Linked DNA regions of Mus musculus: all the other regions are linked to region 2. The links are chromatin loops, found by intact Hi-C in ENCODE. Cell type or tissue: heart. All regions are shown on one strand. Region 1 overlaps Mdga1 (MAM domain containing glycosylphosphatidylinositol anchor 1). Region 2 has its middle 78 kb from the start of Ccdc167. Region 3 overlaps Mdga1 (MAM domain containing glycosylphosphatidylinositol anchor 1).

Evidence for each region. A loop is a pair of places that touch in the nucleus more often than their neighbours do. Peaks named below come from ENCODE experiments on the same cell type or tissue, not always from the same donor. Only the 100,000 strongest peaks of a DNase experiment are listed, where the experiment ranks them.
Region 1: it touches region 2 in a loop (5-fold over the local background); 11 of 42 quality-filtered maps call a loop at or near these places.
Region 3: it touches region 2 in a loop (6-fold over the local background); 25 of 42 quality-filtered maps call a loop at or near these places.

Annotation. Positions count from the first base shown.
Region 1 is chr17:29,849,689-29,857,688 of GRCm38, forward strand. Mdga1 (MAM domain containing glycosylphosphatidylinositol anchor 1) reads right to left here. Exons shown (of 17, transcript NM_001368423.1): 2 at 7,902-8,000; 3 at 2,754-2,928; 4 at 804-1,000; 5 at 1-84. Among named protein-coding and RNA genes, the nearest start is that of Mdga1, 35 kb to the right of the region's middle. In heart, no CTCF peak of the experiment used is centred here; a DNase peak (open chromatin) is centred at 3,613; H3K27ac peaks cover 254 bases; H3K27me3 peaks cover 3,585 bases.
Region 2 is chr17:29,791,487-29,799,486 of GRCm38, forward strand. No RefSeq gene overlaps it. Among named protein-coding and RNA genes, the nearest start is that of Ccdc167, 78 kb to the left of the region's middle. In heart, CTCF peaks have their summits at 4,792 (motif pointing right) and 5,516 (motif pointing left); no DNase peak of the experiment used is centred here; H3K4me3 peaks cover 875 bases; H3K27ac peaks cover 1,332 bases; H3K27me3 peaks cover 5,089 bases.
Region 3 is chr17:29,878,495-29,886,494 of GRCm38, forward strand. All of the region lies in intron 1 of Mdga1 (MAM domain containing glycosylphosphatidylinositol anchor 1), which reads right to left. Among named protein-coding and RNA genes, the nearest start is that of Mdga1, 6.1 kb to the right of the region's middle. In heart, a CTCF peak has its summit at 4,617 (motif pointing left); no DNase peak of the experiment used is centred here; H3K4me3 peaks cover 381 bases; H3K27me3 peaks cover 3,851 bases.

The DNA of each region.
Region 1 (8,000 bases), 58 kb after region 2:
CACATTGCGCACGGACACCTGGCAGGTGTAGCTGGCATAGTCTTGGGGCCGCAGGTTCTTCAGCTTCAGGACCTTCGTCTCCCCCTGGGTGGCGGTGGATCACTGGAGTCAGGGACCTGCTTGGGTCTCCTGGGGTCCCCCACATTCATTCATCTATCCCACGCCACAGACAACAGGCAATTCCTAGGCTAGTTCATATCTCCCTAAGCCCCTGCCCCCTCTTTCTGAGCTTCCACCGGCTTCTCTATGGCAGAGGCTCTGCCCTGGTGCGCAGATGCCAGGGTCAGGCCTAGTCTCTCCCTCTGGGAAGAGAAGGAGTGGGAAGGGAATACCCTTGTGGCTTGTAACCCACACAACACGGGACGGGCTTACAGGCCCCATAAGGCTGGGAGGAACTTCTAAAAAGCCTTCCTGGCAGAATGGCTTTGTCACCATCTCCTGTAACTGAGAGGGGCCTTTCCATCCTAACTCCTATTATATCTGTTCATGGGTCCCCATCTCAGCCGCAGTAGCAGGCACGGATGGCTTGCTTGTCCTTCGGATTTTTTTTTTTTTTCCTATCCAGCCGTATTCCAGGGAACATGTCGTCTTTGGGAGGCCCTGTCTGGGGCTCACTCTGACCTCTCTGCTCTGAATTTACCCCAAGCTGTGTGAACTCCAGCCTCTCACCCAGGCATGGAATTGATGATGTCAGACCAGTCTCCAAACCTCAGCCCCGCCCCCACCCTCCCACCAAACACCCCACACCCCGGTCTCTCCTGGGGCACAAGAGTGTGTGGGTGAAGCCAGCGGCCCAGCCTGACCTGAGTATAGAGAGGCTCGTAGATGTCAACCCCATTATCCTGGCTGTGGGACAGGGTGTCGGAGCCCCGCTTCCAGATAAAGCGGGCGGGCGGGTTGGAGCTGACGGTACAGCGTAGAAACACGGTCTTCTCCTGGTAGAAGTTGCCTCGGACATCGCTCACTGTCTGATGCACCGTTAGCACAGGCTCATCCAAGTCTGCAAGGACACCAGCCCTAAGTCAAGACGAAGTGACCATAGAGCAGGGGGCTCGGGCCTCACGAAGCCCTTGGCTCGGAGAGCAGAGCTACTTTCAAAGGACACAGGAAGCAGATGCCTGCTGTAGGATCTGCAATTTTGACTAAGCTGTTAGAGGTAGGGAACTGGATCCGATGACTTCCAGGCTCCCTATCAGCTGGCCTCCCCAAGGACCTGTATGGGGCCTCTACCTCTACACGGGGTGTATAGGATGGAACAGGAAGCTATAGACTGGAAACAAGTCAGGTTTAAGCTCCCTCATTGGCTAACCTGCCTAAGTTCCTTTTTGCTTTGGGCCTCAGTTTTCTCATTGACCAACCAGACTAGAAAATGGGTAGCCTTCAGCTCTGTTTAAACGATACGGAGATTTTTTTGTTTGTTGTTATTTTTTGTTTTGTTTTGGTGTTTTGTTTGTTTTGTTTTGTTTTTGATTTTGAGACAGGGTCTCACATATCCCAGGCTGGCCTTGAACTCACTACACAGCAGAGGCTGAACTTTTGATCCTCCAGCCTCTACCACCCAAGCTTGGTTTTTACAGGCATACACCACCACACTCAGTTTGTGCAGGGCCGGGGATCGAACCCAGGGCCTTTTGCATGCTGAGCAAACATGCTACCAACCAAGCCACATTGGAACTGGAATTTCTGTGTAACGCTGATGCCTAGATCTCTTCCTGGGTGGTGGTCGTCTCTGGGGTGTTGTTTGCTGGAAGAGTGTATCAGGGAATTACCCAGCAGGCGTGTCTGACATTTTGACAGAGGGACAGGATGCTCTAATGTATAAAGTTCATGATTGAGAACTGCATGATCAAATTCCAAAAAACCAACCAAACAAGCAAAAAAAAAAAAAAAAAAAAACCAAGTGGATCTTAATGTTTTCAGTGAGCTTCCTGTTTTGTGCCAGGCAGCCTTCTTAGGGTGCACGCTGCCTCCTGACCACGGGTGGCTCCCACCCTAGCCTAGCTCCTTGAAACACCCACTACATCTAAAAACCAGTGGTGCTTACACACGCATGCAAATGTAAACAACTGTTGAACGGATGGCCTAGGGCATCCTTGATGCCTGGTGCATTCCCTGTCACTCACCTAAGAACTTCTGGGAGCAGAGCCCAAGATGAGGATAGGAGAGATGGCTCAGCCTTTTAAAGCACCCGCCACCAAGCCTGATGGCAGAAGTTTGATCCCCAAGACCCAGGACGCAGAAGGAGAGAGCTCCTTCAACTTGTCCTGTGACTCCACCCCCTACACACACTACAGAAATAAATAAAAATTTAAACTTTCCTCAGAGGATCTAGCATACAGCCCAGGCTGCATTGGGGGGGGGGTGTCTACAGTTTCACAGGGTAGCAAGGAGCAGAATCTCAGAGCTGATCCTGTATCCTTAACTCTCACAGAAGGCTGTCCCCACTCTGGGGTGTGGCCGGAGCCAAGACTGGGTTACTTTGCTTTTTCTTCGTCTGAGAAAGAAGTACAATTCAATATGCTGTTTAAAGGGTTACATCAAGGTCCACGAGAGGACATGGAAATGCAGAAATGGTTTAGGGAGATACAGGGCGGAAGGGCAACACACAGCTGACCATTTCCAGAGAGGTCTTTCCAGCCCTTCACTACCTTGCCACTGCTCCATCCTATCTCCCTTTCTCATCCCTGAGGGGTCCGGAGCCCTGGAAGGGCCCGTCCCGTCAGGGTCCAGAACCTCGAGAGACCATAACTCACACTGCACGTCCACGCGGATAGACTTGATGGCCGGCACGCCCACTCCGTTCTCCGCCTTGCAGTAGTAGCGACCTCCCTGCGTGCGTGCGATGCGCTCGATCCGCAGAGTCTCATTGAAGACCGACGTCTCCTGGAACTTGTCCGATGCGCTGCCGGCAGTTTTGGTCCACCGCACCTGGATGGGCAGTCACCACACTGAGACTGAAGGCCCTGCTGTGCAGGCGTCCCCTCCCTGCCCCATGCTCTCCAGGGTACCGGAGAGGGTGGACCCAGGCCTGACCTTCATGACCCTTAGGATGCCACAGTGAGAAGAACTGAGGGGCAGAGAGAGAAGGCTCTCAGGCAAGGCTGTGGGTCTTGTCAGGACATGTATGGGATTTGAGTGAGCCTCTTGTGCCTCTTTCCTAGCTAAGTTGCCTAGGGTTAATGGAGGGCTGGACGAGCATATATTAGTGCTGGGAAGACTGCTAACTGAGCATGTGTTGACCTGCTTGTTAGCTTCGTGATCTCAGCCCTCAGTCTCACACTCCTGCATGTGAAAGAGCTCTGCTGGCAGCCAGTCTCAAAGATGGCTTTATGGGCTTCACTCTCTTCTGTAGGTCCTGCCCTCTGTTCTACCGAGGTTCTGTGTGGCCAATAGACTTCAGCAGGGGAGAGCCTAGACTAGGATAGGAAACTGATTTCCATCACAGCCTTGAAGAGGAGAAAGCCCTGCTCCCCTGCCCTAAGCACTCCTGTGGAGAGGAGCCTAGGAGAGGCTGCAGCCTCAGGCCATCAGCAACCACGTCTCTCTGAAGAGTTCTCCAGCACTCCTCCTCCTGGGATGACTGACACCCAACTGCAGCCTTTTGAGAGAGCCTGCATGAGAGTCTGCCGGCTGCTGGATTCCTGCCACTGGCACTGGGAGACAAGAAGTGTTCCGGGACTCAGCCCCTGCATTTTGAAGTATTTGCCAGTCAACAATAACTAATATAGCATAATGCCTACTTTGCAAGTTATGAGGCTTAGGGAGCGAAGCACTTAAATGTGGTGCCTCAAACGCATTAGTCAGTCAACAGTTTCTATTATTAATAGTGATCTCGGTAAGTGACCATGCTCTGAGGAGTCACCTTAATTTGTCTATGTGGATTTTAACATGCTATTCAAAACTTGGGTTTTGTGTTGGTTTTCTGTTTTTTTTTTTCCTTCCCCAGATTGTTTTTCAATGCTATGAAGCTGACAGGTAGCACTGAATCCTGTATTCTTCTGCCTTCACCTCCACAGTGGCTGATATTCTATGAGTGCAGCACCGGGTCTGTTAATACAGCTGTGGGGTCAAACCCAGGGGTTCGTGCTCACTCAGTTCTCCTAAGTGAGCTACATCCTCAGAACCCTTTTCGTGATTTCCATTGCTTCTCCAGACTTGTGGTTAATATCTTTGCTCTAGTACCCAATTCACTAATTTTCTCTTTGGCTGTCTCTGAGGTATTAAAACCATCTTTAAAAAAAAAGACACTACTGCTTTTATTTCTATGATTTCTGTTTGCTTTTTCCCTGTACCAAACTGATCAAGACCTAAGGCAAGGTCCTGCTTTCTCCTGGGAGTTGGTACCCTGCTGTGACCCTGGGGACAGGCTTCGCAGGCAGGAGCTCTTGGGCATCCACTTCAGTTTAGTCCTGAACTGACCTGTAGCCCTGCTGTGGTTTGGATCACGGTATCCCCGAAAGGTTCCTGTGTTCAAGGCTTTGAGGAGATGGACCACTGATGGGTTCCGATGTGCTGGCATGGAGATTGTGAAAACCGGAAAGTGGGAACTGGTTTGAAGAAGTTTGTCACAGTAGGGGCATGCTTTGGGAGAGTTGTGAGATGCTGAGGTAAAAGTCGTCAACCTTCTCTGGCATTTTGTCCCCACAGCAATGGGAACACTGCCTCTCTCGGACTTCAGCCTTACTGCTCTGTGTATGTAGCCGGCTCTACCTCCTGCTGAGCTGTGCACAGCCTCAGACTCCTCAGCTTATGATCACTGCTGTTGTCACCCAGGCGGGGGGGGGGGGGAATCCTTAAACCCTCTCAATTAATTTGCTATTAGTTGACTTAAAATCCCACTAACTTGAGACGTCACATGGCTGGGCTGTCAGCGGTGTCTCCCGCTAGTTTTATCACAGACTGTCACCTGACAGTTTTAAAACTGTCCCACCCAACCCCCAGCAAATGTTCTCTTCCCCTGTCCAGCAAAGAACAGTTGCTTTTCTCTGTCTCTCCCATACTCCAGGGAAAGGTGACTTTTAACTCTCTTCTCATTCTCAGAGGGGCCTTTTATGTCCTTGTAATTAACTTTGGGACTAATCGTCTTTCTTATCCATAACTTTTCCTTAGACCTAAAGAGACCAGAACACTCCGGGGGCCCAAAGAGAACAACACCTTCGCATCAGAAATTCGGAACACAAAGTCTGTGACTACCCTGAGGACTACTTGGCTTCCATCTGTCTGTCCATTCTGCCCCACCCCTGCCACTCCCTACATAAGCATTCACCACCTACCTGGTGGACATCCTCCTTTTTATTTTCCAAACAGGGTTTCCAATGGCCCAGGCTGGCCTTACTTTGAACTCCAGACCGGTCTGACTCCATCTCCAAAGTGCTGGGACAACAGGTGTGCATCACGACACCTTATTTTGCAACAATGTAGAGTGCATACCAGACAGCTGCTCCTGCTGCTGGGGCACACCCCTAGCCCTCTGCCTTTTCCAGCTTGCTAGCTCTAGATCACTCCTTCTCCCTGACCAATAATTTGACCTAAAGTCACTAGGTTACTTGAATGGCAGCAAAGAACTTGGGATAATGGCTTCCCCCCATTCTGCATAGATTTCCATGGTATCTCAGGCCATGGCATGCCCACACCCTTGCTTCTTGTTTGGACTGATGGGATCTGTGTCCACTCAGTTCTCCATCCTGACCTTGGCCTGGTTTGTAGGCCCCACCCTTGCTCCCCTGATGGATAGGTTCCTAGCTGCATCCTTGACGCCCAGTGCTGTGTTTGGAACATGACAGATGCTCGCTGTCACGATAAGGAAGCAAGCAGGAAAGGAGGCATCTGGGGAGAAGTTATCTCAATATCAGAAGTGGGATTAATGGGACATACTGGGAATGATGAGAGAGACCCCTATGGCCAGTACACAGAGCAGTAGGGCTGAAGTCCGAGGGAGGCAGTGTGTAGGGGTAAGTGGGGCCAGGATACAGAAAGTCTGCAGTCGCACCCCCAGGGGCTTAAGCAAAGCTGATAAACAATGGGGAGCCACTGGCTGGTGCTAAGGGGGACGGGAGGAGGTAACAGAGCAGACTCGAGGGTGTTCATTCCAACGGGATGAAGGGAATGGGCAAGCAAAGAGCCTGGGAGATCAATTCCATCTCCCTCAGTGGTATCAGGACCAGGGAAAGGGCTGAGGCTCTGAGCTAGGTGGGCCTATGGAGAGGAGACCACACAGAAAGCCAGAGTCTGGCCAGCCAGCTATGGGGGAAATGGGGGCAGAGCCAAAAATGTAAGCTTGTTTGACAGGGTGAACGATGAAGCCAGTGATGGAAACAGGAAGACAGAGGGTGCTTACCCAACACGCCTAGCATGAACCAGACCTGGGATCCATCCCTGGCACTGCATAAACCAGACGTGCGTTACGCAAAGCTTGCATCTGGAGTGTCAGCAGTATGCAAGTCCAAGCAGGAAGGTCAAAGTTCAAAGTTATCCTTAGCTAGGCAGCAATTTGAGGCTCTGTTTGGGTTACATGGGGCCCCGTCACCCAGCCATGACCACCAGTGGGGACATACGGGATTCGTGCACAGATGGTGGGTATAGCCTGGCAACCTCCTCACTAGACTCACCAGCCACCTCCCTGCCATCCCGTGTGACACACAGATTCACAGAAATGGCAGCTGCACAGTCTTCAATGCCAAAGAAACCTTTGAGCGTGATCGAGCCGTCACGGAGGGAGGCTTTAGGTGGAAGGAATCTTCAGGGGTTTCCTGGCGCATCTGCTTATCTCAAAGCCAAAGCTATGAAAGCTGTCTCCGTTCCCCCAAATTATCAGGGGGGGAAGAAAAAGATTCTGTATTTCAATGTCCTTCCTAGAATCCAATTGCCACCTCTGTTGCTGCTATTCAAGTATTAAAGGTCACAGCGGCTCGCCAGGCAGTGGGTTCCTCCAGCCCTCCCCCCTACCTGCCTCCTCCATCAGCAATAGCCAGCCAGCTACCACCTCCTGCCTGAACTGAGCACTTGATCTATGACAAAAACTCATCTGGCATTTCCAGACACTTGTCTTCTGTCCTCTTCTAATTGCCTTGCGTCTTTGAACCGTCAAAGTTTGCTCTGGCCTGCCAAAAGACCCAAGTACCGCCTGTATTATCCTTGTAGCTTCTGACCCAAAGAGGAGGGCAGCATGCCAAGCTACAGAGGGCACAGCTTCTAAACTCAAACTCTGCTTCCGCTTCCTTAAGTGCTGTGGGACCTCAGGAGTTTGCCCAGCACCCCAGGGCCTCACTTTCTCTTAGCTGTAAAATGGGGCCTTTGGAGAAGTCAGAGAGAGAGAGAGAAAGAGTGCAATGGGCAAGGGGCCTCCTTTGCATACAGTCTGTCCTCTAGCATTTCTTTCTTCCTTTCTTTCTTTTTTCTTTTCTTTTTTTTTTTTTTTTTTTTTTTTGAGACAGGGTTTCTTTGTATAGCTCTGGCTGTCCTCGAACTCACTTTTTAGACCAGGCTGGCCTCGAACTCAGAAATCCGCCTGCCTCTGCCTCCTGAGTGCTGGGATTAAAGGCATTCGTCACCACGCCCGGCCCTCTAGCATTTCTTGAGGGTGTGTGTAAAGATGTATCTGTTCCACACAGTTGAGGGGTGGAGTGAAACAGAGCAACTGGTATTCTGTTTTGTTTTTTGTTTTTTCTCTTGGCTAGCAATGTTCTCAGGTGATGGTACCCACAGCAGCATCCAACACTTCCCTGAAGAGTTCATTTCTAGGCTAGTCATCTCGTCCCAGTCTTTCCTGTCCTGTTACATTGCTTGCTCTGTGGATTGTAGTCTCCAGCTCCCACTTCCTCTCAAACTCTGATCCCAGGCAGAGTGCAGCAGTGTGCAGCGTGGTGAGAATAGGAGCCTAGCAAGGCCAGGGTCCATCTTACCTGGGGCCGAGGGTGTCCCGTGACCAGGCACTGCAGCACCAGGGTGTCGCTCTCCCGGATGGTGTAGACCCGCTCGCTGATGTTATCCTCCTTCACCAC
Region 2 (8,000 bases):
GCCCCTGGAGCTGGAGCTCTAGGCAGTTGCGAACACCTAGATAGGTGCTAAAAACTGACCAAGGTGCCTCTGCCAGAGCAGTACTTGCTCCTAACCGCTGAGCATCTCTCCAGCCCCTACCATGTGAGTTCTTAGTGTTTCTTATGGGTGGCCAGGAGAGGAGTCCCTCGGGACACTGGCTAACAGACAGCCATCTCTTCTCTGCCAGGCAGACCCACGCCAGGAATGGTAACGGTGAGCCCAGACAAGATACCTCTCTTCTGCTCACAGCTCCAAGGCCAGAACCAGCGCCAAGACCCCACACAGGAGGAGAGCAGGTGGGATGACATTGCATGCCCAGATGGCAGAACCTGAGCTTGAATTGTGCTAATGATGATCACAGATGTGTGGTGTCATTTACTAGCGTAAACACTTGTGAGTGAATATTTAGAAAATTTCCCTTTCAGACGGAAAAGAACGTTCTGTGTTTCTGCCGTTACAGTCTGCTCCTCCATGGGGCTGGGATAGGCAGAGGTCCTTGAGGCTCTGGGAATGCTGGTGTGTCTCTCCCTGAGCTGGACTCTGGTCTGCATGACCACAGGAATCATGTGACATGTTGACTTGCTCACGTGGGCCAGGCTCTGAGCATCCTAACACCCCCGCCCCCAGCATGCAGGGTCCCACCTGGTGTTTACTGACTCATTTGCTCATCACAAACAAGCCATTGAGGTCACTTCTGCTGCACGCATTGCACAGACCAAGAGATCGATTTACACTTTTATATCAGTTTGTAGGGGTAGCAGTAGGAGAATTCCCCCTACCCCTTCTCTTCTCCTCCTTTCTCTTCTGAGATCCTTGGGTAGCAGAAAGACCTAAGCCTCCTTGCTTCAGCCCCCACCCAACCACCAGGTCTACTTAAGATAGAGCCCAAGAAAACAAGGAAAAATAAAGAGAACTGGTTAGCCTGGGACCTGATGAGTTTCATAGTTCTGGGAGGGCAGGTATCTTACCCCAAATGGTTTCCGTTCATTTTCACTGCCTGCTGATAGAGCACTTCTTCTGAGCATGGATGAAAGATGTCTTAGTTAGGGTTTTACTTCCATGAACAGACACCATGACCTAGGCAAATCTTATAAAGGACAACATTTAATTGGGGCTGGCTTACAGGTTCAGAGGTCCAGTCCATTATCATCAAGGTGGGTACATGGCAGCATCCAGGCAGGCATGGTGCAGGAGGAGCTGAGAGTTCTACATCTTCATCTGAAGGCTGCTATCAGAATACTCACTTCCAGGCAGCTAGGATGAGGGTCTTAAAACGTATGCCCACAGTGCCACGCTTACTCAGGCAAGGATATGCCCACTTCACCAAAGCCACGCCCACTCCAACAAGGACACGCCTTCTAATAGTGCTACTCCTTGGGCCAAGCATATACAAACCATCACAAAGGGACACTAAGATCTTGTCACAGAGTCTGGGGAAATGCTTCAAGGGGTAAAGTGCCCGCTGTAAACCCATAAGGACTTGGGTTTGATTCCTAGCATCCACCCGCATAAAAGCCTGGCGTTGTGGCACTTGTCTGTAACTCTAAAGCTGGGAGATGCGGGCAGAGGCACGGGGATTCTGGGAGCTGACTGGCTAGCCAGTCTACCTGAAATGGTGAGTTTTGGGTTTCCTGAGAAACAAACAAACAAACAAAAAAGTATAGGTAGAAAGTGATCAACGGGGTGGGTGGGTAAGGGGGACTTTTGGTATAGCATTGGAAATGTAAATGAGCTAAATACCTAATAAAAAATGGAAAAAAAAAAAAAAAAAAAAGAAAGTGATCAACGAAGATTCAATACTGATTTCTGGTCTTCATTGTTACGAGTGTGTGTGTGTGTGTGTGTGTGTGTGTGTGTGTGTGTGTGTAGTATGCACATGCATTAAAGTATATAAAAGGATCTTAACACTTTCCTCTTGTGACAAATTTGGCTCCCTAACACCCCCACCCCCACCCCCACCCCCGCTCCTGGACTGGTTACTGCTCCAGTCTAGAAATCGGGAAGGGAGGGAGAAAGATGAGCTAATGAAGGCAGGGCAGGAAACACATTGCCAGAGTAGCCAGCCTAGAGAAGTACAGGGACTGACTGGAGAAAGAGATAAAAGGGAAGGGCAGGGACATGAGTGACCCAGGTCCCTTGTTACAGAGCCCTTCCCTACAGTCCTTTCCAAAAGCATCCCTCCATCCCTCAGAGGGCGCATGTCACCCCCAAAGCATGCATCCTACCTGGGATTAGACTAGGCATTATGTGTACGCGTGTATGAGTGCGTACCCAAGCAGCTTATGGGCAGCCCCACCATCAGGTTCACAGGACAAAACTGTCTCTATGGCCTTTGGAGCCCATGGTCTGGCTTCAGCGGGGTCTTTACTGTGAGAGAGCTTTCCCTCAGAAGCCCCGAAATGCTCTTCCCACAAAGCAGACATCTCTCTGCTTGGACTTGTACTCAGAACACAGCTTTCTCATAGCCTAGTCTGTTCTTTTCTTTCTTTTTTTTTGAGGCAGGGTTTCTCTGTGTAGCTCTGGCTGTCCTGGAACTCACTCTATAGACCAGGCTGGCCTTGAACTCAGAAATCCTCCTGCCTCTGCCTGGGATTAAAGGCATGCGCCACCACGCCTGGCTCTAGTCTCAAACTGGAAATGCTCCTGCCTCAGTGAATATGGCTGGAAACTAAAGCCACAGCCCATTGGGAATGGGGGATGGGGATAGGTGGCAGAGAATCCTCTGTACTTTACCTGCTCATTGGTCTGCTGGTACATGATTCATCTTGGACACTGGAGGATTTGGGGAGGGGGTATGGTGCAGCTGGACCTTATTTTTTAAATTAACATACAGTAAAATCGATCTCATTTTTGTGTGGTTTTATGAATTTTAACATTTATCGATTCGTGTCACCACAATGACAGCCAGAAAGACATTCTGTCACCCAGGAAAACCCCTTGGGTGACACCTCCTTGCCTGGGATGGGGACCTGGAGGGAGCCACGTGTGCAATGGCACTTTTATAATGATATATTTGTGCAGAAGTTCCTGTGTGGCCTCCTGAGGGGACAGTGGTCCCTTGCTGGGGCGGAGGGAAGTCTCCCTTCCACTTCTTCATCCAGTCTTTTGGACAAGCTGGCTTCTTCAACACCCTCCCCGCTCCAGGCCCAAGGGGCCAGGTTTTAGAAGCTTCTCTTTGTACCTTGGGATCAATTTCTTCCTCACCTGAGTTGCATAGAATTTTGCTTATTTTATTTATCTATTGTTTTGTGGATTTTTATCATTTACATTCTGAATGCCTGGGCCCTGAGGAATTCGGATGGAGTGGCTTGAGAAATGAGGGGAACCCCCAGATCAGAGATAAGTGGGAGCTTTGAAGAATTTCTTAGGAAAAAAACAAAACAAAACAAAATAAAACAAAACAAAAAATCCAGCCTCAGGGCCGGTCCCTGGCTGAGGTGGCGGAGGTGGTCCCTTGTCAGTTGTTTGGGAGTGGAAGATGCTATGCAAACCTGCCGCCTGCCCCATAGCCGCCCCATGTCTGCCTGGCCTGGTTGGTACTGGTCCCAGGCCAGGTCAAAGCCAAACACACTGCCTTGCTCAGTCTGAGAGCCCCATCGGGGGACAAGGGGGAGGGGATGATTCGCAACTTGGGCCCCCTGCGTGCTAGAGCCAGGCTGTGCAGGCGGAGGGGAGGGGGCGGCCGCCCAACTCCACCTCCGTGAGGTTGGCGGGTAGGTTTCCATGGAAACAGCAGCTCCCAGCATCTCCAGAGATTTGGGGGAAAACTGGCTCTAAAGAAGAAAAAAAATCACCATCTTCGTTTCGGGGTGGGGAGGGACAGCCCAGCTTGAAGGAGAGAGAGGGTGAGGGGCCGAGGAGGGGACAGCAGGTTGGAGCTTTGCAGGCCCACTCTGGCTGTCAGGGCCTCCAACCCCTCAGGCCTGGAATAAGGGCAACAGAATCTCAGCTCGAAGAGATGAGGACCTTTCTCTCCACCCACTCAGAGCCGCGGTCCCCGTGCCCCTCCCCCCGCAGCGCCCCTGCCCATCCTCCAGTCCTCCACACACTGTCCCCGCTTACTGCCTGGGGGGAAGGGGGGCGGGGATGAGAAGGAGACACAGGCGTGGGGACTCTTGCTGGGGAGTTAATCAAAGTGTCTGCAACTTCTCCTGTTCCTGTCCCCTCCCTGGGGAGAGTCGGGAGGGGTGGTGGGGACCGATCTGCCAGAGACTGATGGAGGGGCAAGCCAGACCTGCTAGCCCTGAGGCATGCGCAGACATGAAATCAACAGGAGCTCTCGCCTTTTAAAATGACTTTTCCTGCAGTTTCCTCTTTGGACGGGGGAACCCGATTTCTACCAAGAATCTCCCCCAAATTCCTGGTTCTGGGGGAACGGATCATCCTTGATCTTACCACATTCATAGGATTGCACACTAATAGCTCCTCATTCATTCATTCATTCATTCATTCTTCCATCTTCTCTGTCATCCATTCATTCATCTGACAGTGATTAACTGTGTTTATTTTATGCCAGGCACAGGCCTCCTTGCTGATGACACAGACAGGTTTGGAGGAAGAAGTGGGTGGTAGTGAGACTCACAAAAATTCCCAAACCTTATATATCTCGTACTTTGGTTAGAGACACAGGATAACAAGTAAGGAAAACACAGTTTTGAGTATAACGAAATATTTGAAGGGGGAAAATAAGAAACAGAGAAACTGGTGACAGTTAACAATTTTTAAAAGGCTCTTCCGAGTTCCTTCTGGAAAGACAATCTCTACTGGCAGGCCAGCAGGGGGCGATGGAGGGAACTGATTAGAACAGAGCCCGGGCTGCACAGAAAAGCAAAGGCCCTGAGGGTAGGGGTTGCCCAATATTGTAAAGGGGTAGCCAGGAGACCAGCAGGCATGAGATATAAGATAGTGGGCACGTGGGTGGTGGGACAGATGTTCCAAGTGTCTCCTGTATACTCAGACTACCCTGGACGAAAGTAGAAGCCTGCCTGTTCTATGACCTCATTTAGTTCTCTGGGTCCCCTTTTCTGTTCGTAGACGGACTCTGAGAACTCCATTTGAGTATGTCCATGAAGCACAATCCAGAGGGACCCGACCCAGGGCCACATAGTCAGGTCTCAACCTTGCTCCTTCTTCCCACCCTTGGGGGAGGGGACGGGGCGCGTGATGCCACGCGGGGAAGGGGGGACAGCAGGGGCGTGATGCCACCCTTGGGGGGGGGGAGGGCATGTGATACCAACCTCTGTGGTGCGTGTGAATGCGTGTGTGTAATTAAGGTGCTAACTTAACAGGCGGCTATCACTTCCTGGTGTGAAATAAACCGTTCAATAATTAGTTGACAAAGATGAACTTGTCCAGAGCTGTGCTGGGGGTGGTGGCGGGTGGGAGTGGGGCAGCCAGATCCTCTGCAGGAAAAATGAGAAGTGAGGGTCGCGGTTTTGAGAGGAGGTGAGAGGTGTGGCGCCCAGATTGCAAGGAGCCCACGGACACCTGGTGGCCACTGCTGGGATTCACGGTGCTGATTCCTCAGTAACTGTGTTCCAAATTGAGTCTTGAGAAAGGAGGAAATTGATCCCAAGGTATCTGCAGGGTGGGGGCCAGGAGAAAGAGAGAAACGGGGGAGGGGGCTCTGGGGACAGAGATGACAAAGAGGGTCACAGAAAGGGGTGTTGGGATCAAAACCAGTTGTAGGGAGACCAAGCTGGATTTGGGGTAGATGACCTGAAGTTCTGTGTTGTTGAGATGGGTCCCTTCCCTTCTCTGGGCCAGTTTGTGCTCCTGTAAATGGTCTCCAGAGTTCTTTGTACAACTGATAATGCTGTTGCTCCTAACTTCAAGATGGAGCCTTAAGCCCTGCAGTGGTGGTGCACACCTTTAATCCCAGCAGTTGGGAGGCAGAGGCAGGCAGATTTCTGAGTTTGAGGCCAGCCTGGTCTACAGGTCTACGGAGTGAGTTCTAGGACAGCCAGGGCTACTCAGAGAAACCCTGTCTTGAAACAAACAAACAAACAAACAAACAAACAAACAAGATGGAGCCTTAGATTCCAGTACGTGTGTGAATGTGTATCTATGTGTGTGCACATGTGTATGTGTGTATGTGCATATGTGTGCATGTGTGTGTGCAAATATATGTATATGTGTGTGAATGTGTGTGCATGTGTGTGTACGCACTCATGTGTGCTCACACAGGCTCCATTGTCACCATCTGTTCCAAACTACGCTGTCCCTTGCCTGAATTATCACATCTGTTTCTGCTTCTGTCCCCATTTCCCCTGTGTCCCTTGTGTCTCCTGCTTCCCTCCCCAGTATATTCTCACAGCAGCCAGAGGGCTCTTCAACAGGAAACCAGTTTGTGCCCTGCTCTATGAACTCATTTACGTGGTCCAACCTAAGAGCCAAAGCAGGCCCTGCCATCTTGCCCACTCTGGTTATCCCGACTCCCTGCCATTGCTGGAAAGTGCCTGCCTCTCCTGCTTCAGGCCCTTTACACTCACTAGTCTCTCGACCTGGGGAGCTCTGTCCACACTGCCCACATCTTTCCCTTTGTGCAGGTTCCCCTCCCAGCCGGGCATCCCTGAATCACATCACTGAAGTCATCCACACTCCTCCCCAGCGACCGCAGCGCCCCTCCACCTGTGGGGCAGACGCCTCTCGTCTATGTGTCCACCCATCTGTCCACATTGGAACATTGGCTCCTTTGTTTGTGGTTCTATCCCCAGAATATGATCCCCCAAATTTCTTCCCAGCCCTGGAAGCTTTAGGAGGGTAAGACCCGGCTGTGAAGGATGAAGTGGGCGTGGTCTGGAGATGCGCAGGGCGAGTAAAGGGAGGGGGTGGGGCGGCGTGGGTGAGGTCCAAATATAAGGTCAGTGGGGGCAGGTTGGGTGAGGTGGGTGGTGCTGAGTGAATATTCAGACAGAGTTGCAGCCTCTGCCTTGGGGAAGGATTGAAAGAGGTCACAAAGAAGGAAGCGGGCCAGAGCAGGGTAGGGTCAGTCGCCGGAGAGCTGTATCCCTTGTCTCCTCAGCAAAGAAAGGCATGCTCATCTTGGCAGGACAGGAGGATGGCTGAGGACAGAGTGCCGCCTACTGGGCCCCAGGCCTGTCCCCGACCCCTCTCCCAGCTGTCCAGGTGCTAGTGGTGATGGAAAACCCTGTTCCTGGGCTGTGCCTGCAGAAACCCAGGCCTGGCGCCTGCTCCTCCCCCTCATTTAAAGCAACAAGAAGCCTTCCAATTGCCGCACGATGGGGGCCAGTTAAGTCAAATGGAGTCTGTCGATAGAGTGGAAAATGAGGCAGGCATTTAGCAGGCTGAGATGAGGGTTTTGTCGATACCGGCGAGCAGGAGATGAAACGTGGTTATGAGAGCCGTGGAGATGGCTGCGTCACATCCAGGCACACGTGGGGGCTCTCTTTCCACGGGCTCTTATGAAGCCCCCTCTGACGAGCTGGCACCCCGTTGGGCATGGAGTACGGGTGACTGGCTAGAGCTCTGTCAGGCCATGATGAGTCTGTCTGGAACTGGAATGAGGTGTCTCTGGGGCAGGAGGCCTCACACTGAGCCCTGGCCCTGCCTCTTAGGAGCTGGGCCAGTCCCTAGGGATGGTGAGAGTTTCCTCTCTCATACCAAGTTCAAGGCCAGCATGAACTACATGTGAGCCTGTCTTGGAATAAACAAAAACAAAAACAAAACAGGGGGTGGGGAGGCTCAAGAGGAGGCAGGAATCTCCTGCCCTGTGGCAGCTCTGGGACTCAGTTTCCCCTAGTGTAAAAGTGGTAGGCGGGAGCTCGTGGCATCTTTGTGAGAAGTGATTCCCCAGCCTGCACAGGTGGACTGCACGGTGCTAACAGAAAAAACACATGACTGCCTTGACAGCAAACTTCCTGTGGTTCAGGTGGGTTGGAGGACGGGGTGTCAGTGTGGGGCTTTTGAGGCCTGAGATGACAGCCTCACCCCCAGTGTCTGCTTTGCCACTATCTTGG
Region 3 (8,000 bases), 87 kb after region 2:
CTGATATTTGTTGGGCTGTCCTGGGTTATCTTATGTGCAGCCAAGCCGGGGGCTGTTGTCTAAGCAGAGACCCCGAGGTGGAAAGGGCCCGGAGCAACCCCTGGACCCGAGGAGCCAGAGAATGAAGCCTCAGGGTTTCGCAGGTAAACATGATCCCTGAAGGACACCAGGGCTCCTCATGCCGCTTCAGGAATCAACCCATCCCCCCAAGAAAGTCTAGGGAACAAACCACAGGAGCCTCACAGTTGTAGTACAGGCAGGCATGAAGTCTGTCATTGGGCAGCTTTGAGTTAAAATCCCGATTCTACCACCTACCTGCTGACTGTAGGACCTCGATATATCACTCAGCCTGACCCTCAACCTTTCCACTTGGAAAATGAGGGCTGTGGGGAGCACCTTAGGGACACACACACACACACACACACACACACGTTACTTTCAGCCCTTAGCTGGTTTGGGATGAGGATACTCTGTGGTTAAAGGCAGGAATAAAGTGGTATCCCGATCTCCCTGCCCGAATCTTCTATGAGAACCATCCAAGCCAAAAGGCTGCAGCTGGTGACTTTGGGAATAATAAGGGGACTGCATTAACGCTCCAGAGTGGGGTGGAGCTTGCCTGACCCTCAGCTTGGGCAGTGGCCTGGAAGTCCAGACATGCCCTGGCGACATCCCAGGGAGAAGATGCAGCTGGGCCTGACTTGTTCTGATGTAACCGTGTCGATCCACGAAGCCTCTATAGCAAAGCACCAATTTCAGGGCTTCCTGTCTGCAGAGCTCCTGCGGCGGGGGGTCCAGCCTGCACTGTGGATAACTTCCTGAAGACTTAAACAAGCCACCTCACCATTTCGAACCCACCAGATAATCCTAGCATCCTGGCTGGCTCTGGGGCCAGAAGGGAACCAAAAAGAGCTTGGGGTAGCTTCTCCCAAGCCATCAAGGCACCACGCACACCGAAGCCACCACCTTCTACCAGGGTTAGAGGAGCAGGACTCAGGTTAGATTCACTTCAGGCCCCCGTGGTCCTCCATACTTCTCAAATGTGCAGCCACTATTTCCTACCTCAACACTCTGCTTCCATGCTGCACCCACTCGGGGACGTTCCTTGTCTGCGGCCACCGCCTCTGCTCCCGAGACAGTCCCCATAGTTCACCTCAAAGCTGCCAAAGTACTGGCATCCCAGGGAGGCTTCCCTGTGAACCCCAGGAGTGGCAAACCCACCTTCCAGACGGAGAAACTGAGGTTCTCCTTGAAGAGGCAGCCAGGTACCCATTGGGCCCTGACTGCCTGCCTATTGCCCTTGTGAGGCAAAGAGCAATCCACTGGTACCAGCCAGTGTCTCTGCTAGGAACAGCCTAGATCTGAGTTTTACCAAGGCCCTCCTGAGGAAAGTTGGGGGACCTCCAGCCCTCAGTGGAGCCTGAAACACCTCCTCCTCTACCTCACCCAGTACCCCTCAAATCTGCCCCTGCCTTCCAGGTCCCCCATCCCTTCTCAAGCCTGACATGCCTCCCAAACAAGATCGACTTTATCTCTTCCCTCTCTTCTCCCTAGACATGGGTACATTTCAGGACCCTGGCCTCAGCCACTAGCCTCATGGACACATCCCTTCTCTGGTGATGTCCATATTGCTTTGTGGACATAAGTCCAGGCACATAGTAACCTCTTCTGATCTGCATTCTCCTCACACACCAGCCTCCCTGCCACGCAACCTATGCACAAAGCTCCCCTTCAAATCCACACTCAGCGCTAGGATCGTGGCTCAGTAGGCAGCGTCCTCGCCTCGCATGCACAAAGCCCCGAGTTCAGTCCTCAAGGCTCCCAGCTCTTCTAACGCAAAGGCAGGAAGGACAGAAGTTCAAGGTCACTCTTGACAACCGAGCCAGCCCACCTCAAAACAAAACCCCAACCATTAAAGCTATTTGCCTAGGTCTTTGTCTGCCCACTGACAGAAGTCTGGCCTGGGCAGCTTCTCTTCTGGGGTTTCACGCTGGGACAGGATCAAGCAGCAATTCAGAAGTCCAGCCCCCGCCCTTTTCACTCCCCTGCCCCAAATCTGTCTAATCAACAGCTTTTTATTCTGCCTTTTCCCACTGTGAGCCCGCTCCCCAACTGCAAACCACGGGCCATTGTCAGCTCCTGTCCCCATGGGATCTCTTTCCCTGCCTCGCTCTGGTCTTGTGACCGTGTTCTGCAGGGTCTCCACTTCACCCCCTTCCCCTTCTTCAAGGAACTCAGTTGAAAACTTCCCCCTTGCTCTCCTCTTAGGCCCCAAACCCCTCCACCGTGTCCCATCCCACTTAAACTCTTACACAATCTTCAATGTCCCAGACATCTGACCTGACTAATTCCTGAGAATTAGTCCCCATAGTTCACCTCAAAGCTGCCAAAGTATTGGCATCCCAGGGAGGCTTCCCTGTGAACCCCAGGAGTGGCAAACCCACCTTCCAGACAGAGAAACTGAGGTTCTCCTTTGATTGACCCTATCCACTCCCCTCCTTCCTCCTCCTGCTCTTTCTCTTCCTCACAACAGACTCCTGAATTTTGTCCTAACCAGCCAGCTTTTGTCCGTGCCCCAGGGCCTTTGCACTGGCTGTTTCCCAAGCTGGAAGGCTTCTGTAGCTATCTGTGCTGTTTCCTCCCTAGGCAAAGATCTCTGCTTTGGAGACAGTTCCCCAGGGGTGGCCCCTATCCTCAGCCACCGTGTATGAACTTGGCCCCCCATTTCTCTCCTCGGTCCTCTGGTCTGTACCACACTCCACTCAGTAAGATGAATTACATGCATGGTCTTGTGCTATGGTCAGTCTCTCTCCATACCCATGCAAACTCCGGCAGAAACAAGAGCTGGTTTTCACCCCACCTCCCCAAATCCGCTTAGATTCAGCTCTTTTAGTTCCTTCACCCAGATGCTCAGCCAGACCAAAGAAAGCTTCAAGAGAACTCTGCACCCTACAGGGACCCCAGAAAATCTCTTCACACTGCCCCACATCACAATTTCCCTTCCTGCCAAGTCCCTCCTGCCGGTCTTCCCAGGCCACCCACCAACACGGGTTTTGCAGTCCACAACTCTGGGCCCCATGCAGGGGCTGCAACTCCATCTATCTGAACCTCTTGTCTTTTTCAGGGGTGATATGGGCTTAGGAGTCTATCTCTCCTGGAGGCTTGGTGCAAGCTGGAGACAGTATGCATATTCATGATCTCCATCATCATCACCACCACCACCATCATCACCATCACCACCACCACCATCATCACCATCACCACCACCACCATCACCACCATCACCATCACCACCACCATCATCATCCCTTGGCCTTCTGATCGTCACAGCCCTGATTTCCTTTCAATCAATGCTTGGCCAACAGGGTGACCCTCTCTCTGTCCAGGGTCTCCATGTTGTCTTTGCCATGAAGGGTTTATGGGATCTTTGTGGCACTATTCCCTCCTTCCATGACTCATGTCAAGCCCAGAACCAGCTTTACCAGAGGTGGAGACTCAGTAGATACCCCTACCTCCCCAAAACATAGCTCCTCATTTTCCTTCTCCCTACCCAGAAGGTCCATGGGACCAACACCGGGACCCCCCTCTTACCAACTGTGCCACCCTGAGTAGGTTACCTATGACTTTGGACCTCAGTTCAAGGACAATGCCAGGCGTCCTGTGAGCTCTCAGAGTATCTTGGAAATGAAGACCACAGTCAGATCAAGCCTTGGCAGGGCACGGGGCTACCACCATGGCTGTGATTGGCCATCACCTTCACCAAGGATACTCCCTAAAATGGGTCACTCTCCTTTATACTAAAAGATGCTAGGGAGAGCCATACCCAGTGCATGGGGGGGCTGAGTTTTATTTTCTGACTTTGTTTTGTTTTTTTGTTTTTTGTTTTGTTTTTTGTTTGTTTGTTTGTTTTTTTCGAGACAGGGTTTCTCTGTGTAGCCCTGGCTGTCCTGGAACTCACTCTGTAGACCAGGCTGGCCTCAAACCCAGAAATTCGCCTGCCTCTGCCTCTCAAGTTCTGGGATTAAAGGTGTGCACCACCACCGCCTGGCGAGTTTTATTTTCTTAGACTTTTGTGTATTCCTTGATTGTTCTGCAGAGCACATGTGATATCCAGTCTTAGGAAGAAGGAAGATTCCATTGTTTAAAAATAAATAAAATCCATTCCTTTGAGCTAAGCACAGCATTCGCCTGCCTCCTGCATCAGTTATTAAATGCCACGTGGGCCCCTAGTCTTCTGACAGCAGAAAAGGAGATGCCGGCCAGGGACCGTACCTAGGTTTGTATAGAGGCAATTGTGCAGAGGTATTAGATCCCTCCCCACACACCGCCTACTATAGCCAGAGCCCCACAAGCTCAGCAGAGTCCCACAAAGTTCTCGATGGCCCAGAGAAGAACTGAGTCATCTTGAAAATGCAGGAAGTGTGGCTTTATCCATGGTGGGTGCCCTTGGATTCTGAATCAGGTATGTGGGAGTTGGAGAGAGCCCCCTTTCACCCTAGGCAGGGGTGACAAAGGGGACTATGTGTCTCCTTCTGTAATGGGGTGAGGAGGCCAGCAAAGAAAGGGAAGCAGCGGCGATATGGTGGCCAAGCCTGCCCCCTGCTGGCGATATCTGGAAGAACAGCACCAGCTTTACAACGAGGGGTCGGTAGGGAATAACACCCCACCTCTCTGGCTCACAGGCATCAGGGACTTACTCAAACTGAGGTGTGGCAGGGAGAAGGTGAAGTGGAGCCTTTTCTAGACTGAGAGAGCTGAAATTCCATCCCAAGTCTCCCCAACTTTTGTGGGTGAGGTACCTTCTGGTCTAATGTTCCTGAACCCAGTCACAGAAAGAGTCATCGGGGTTCCTGTGGGGAACGGGTTGAGAGGAAGGGATCCTACACATTCCCCCTGGGCCTTAATACTCCAGGGCCCCTCCGTGCCTCCCGGGCAACCAGGAGAAGCTAGCCCTGCTACCACAGCCTGATTTCCACTCCCACCCCAGGTATCGATCTCCTGCATCATTCATTTGCCAGGCCTTGGCGGCTGTGATTAGCTCCCTCCACCTCCCTATGGAGCCCCCCGCCCATCCCTTCATGTTCCAGCAAAGCAGAGCTAATACAGGGCTCTAAATGAGGCTTTGCCACCCGGCCTCAGCAGCTCAGAGCTAGACCTGGCCAATTACACGCAGGCCCCTCCGATAGTCCCAGACTGCCCCTTAAGGGTACTTTCCTTATTCTCACAATCCCTTCCAATCTAGCTTCCAGACCCCAGACCCTCACCCATGTGTGATACTTGGATACCCAGTCTACAGAGTAGGAAGGGGCAGATGCAAACCAGGAGCTGTATAGAATGACCCTGTGGGGAGCCCCCAGGCAGCCTTGGGGGAGCTGCCAAAGGCAGCACAGGCAAAATAGCCTGGATTTATGGACACAAAACAATCTTTGCCTCGGGCAGTGTCTACAACAAAGAATGAAACTGGAAAGGGGACAAAAGTAGGCGGGACCTTCCTTGGGGAGTTAGGAAAACCTAAGCCTGCTGCTGACCCACGGAGCTACCTGCTTCCAGAACCTGCTTCTCAGGGTAAGAGCTTATACAGCCGCTTTCAAGGCAGGGGTGTGGAACTCAGAGGGAAAGGTCCCAAGTGTCTCCACCCACCTCAATACTAGAAACCCCACACTGGGAAATTCAGTTCCCGAAATTCCTCTCCCCTCCCCACCCCCATTCCTCAGAGATGGGGAGAACCTGACTTGGTGATAATTCTGTAAGCGATGTTGCTCTTGTCAAATTATTCAACATCTGTCTTCATGTTCCCACAAAAATTAGCATAGGATAGTAGTTTCTGATGACACCTTTGGTGAAATATTTTGACTTCCCCCAGTAAGTTGCAAACAACCTGTCTTAAGGAGAATGTCACTTCCCACTCCTGCATATTAAATAATCCAGGGGTTTGTTGTGTTTTTGCACTAAGCTGAATCCTGCTCACTGGCCCCTGCCTGGAAGCCCCTAACTGCTTTGAGAGAATAGGAAGTCTCTGACTCAGCCTTCATAGAGCCTGTTACCTCTCCTTCACCAGCCTACTGTCTTTGTCACAGAACTAGACCTCTCTGGGGCCCACCTCAGCGCTACACAAACACACACACACACACACACACACACACACACACACACACACACCCGCCCGGCAGATTATAGGATCCGCCCTGAAAACAACAAACTAGGCTAGAGATTGAGAAGCAGGGAAGGAGCAGGCCCCCCTCCAAATGGACCATCTGGTCCCACACCCGGCCACTGTAGCATCTGTGGCCCCAAAGAAAAGCAAAGCCACCCAGTGGGATGCAGAGCCTAGGCCAGACTGTGAGGGCCTCCCCAATCCTGCTGCTGCTGGCCAGCTTTAGAGTTGAGCATGGACCCAGCGGGAAGCAGAGCCTAGGGCTCTAAGCAGCTGTCTCTCACTAGGACTGGTCTTGCCCTCCTTATGGAACAATCCTCAGCAGCAGCAGCAGCAGCAGCAGCAGCAGCAGCAGCAGCAGCAGCAGCAGCAGCAGCAGCAGCAGCACAGGCCCAGGATAGAAAGGTGGTAGCAGCTGAAGTCTATCCCCAGCACACACTAACATCCTACCTCTCCCTCCTCCGTGCTAGTGAACCCCAGCACTTCAGACTCTTCCCTCTCTTGGGGCTGCAAGCCTAGGGCCTCATGCTCTCTGAGTAGGAACCTTAACTAAAGCCCTCTGTCTTGGTGAATACCAAGCTTAGGATACACCTGAGAATCTCGCGAAGCATTGTCAGCCTGCCCTAACCCTAGCTCTTCACATACTCAAACGATCTCATTGGCATTCCTACAGGGTGCCGGGTACCAGACTGGGGCTGGATGCTGTGGTGGATGGCCAGGGTGGACATCTCCATCCCTGTATACTTCCACACTCCCACTCATCTGCTTCATCTGCTTTGGGGTTCAGAGAAATGGGTGGGGTAGAACACATCCTGGCTCTTTACCACACTCCTTAGTTCCAATCCTGCTGAGGTGTCACCAAGCTTTTGTAACCTTGCAAGGGACACTGTCCACCCACCCTAGCTCCTGTTTCTCCCGATTCCCATTCACCTCTAAAAAAGATGTCCCACTCAGCAATCCCCTCTACAACCCAGCTTTGCCTGGAGCCAAGCTATCTAAGTTCAGGAGCAAAGAGTGCCCCTGAAGAACGAGGGGCGAGCAGACCCAGTATATCTACCCTTCCTGACTTGTAACAAGAGCATCAGGGACCCCAGCATATGAGAGATGGGACAGAGAAGCTTGAAAATGAGGGTCTACATAGACCATAGTTCTTGTTCCCTAACCTCTGTCCTCGTTGTTGGGGCTCCTAAGTAAACCCAGAGAGGACTCTTTAAATGTACATCAGGCCACCCAGATGAAGATGGAGAAACCCAAGCCAGAGAGCATGAGATAGTGTCATCAGACCAGCCCAAGGACGCAGGAGAAAGGTGCCGTTGACAGACCCGCACCTCAGGAGGGTGTGTGAGCAAGTTACAGTAGCCACTTGAAGGTGGCAGTGACTGAGCTGCTGATATCTTTAGTGATTCCGGAGAACAGGAACTCTGAGGCCTCTGGTGTCTTCCCCTGCCTTGTTTTATAGCCCCCCACCCCCAATACATAAAGCTCAGCCTCTTGCAGCATCCCTCCCGCCTGCCTTTTCTGGCCTATGCCAGGGGCCAGGCAGTAAGAGACACACAAACTAATTAAGAAGCAGAGTTTGGCTGGATGCCTGGGCTGGCCTCACCAGGGAATTAAGCCCAAGCTGTTAGAGCCCAGGAGCGTATACTTTCCAGATACCCCCTCCCCGGGACGCTCCTTCCTTCTGCCTGGCACAGTGAGAGACCCAAGACCTGAAGCTAGTAGCCAGGGGATATGGCTTCTGTCACCCACACTGTCTGGGTCCAACACCCTCCACTCTCAAAGAGAATAATTAGATTCTTAGCCCCAGAGAAAGCAGGAGAATCCTGCCCACCCCAGCCACACATCATTA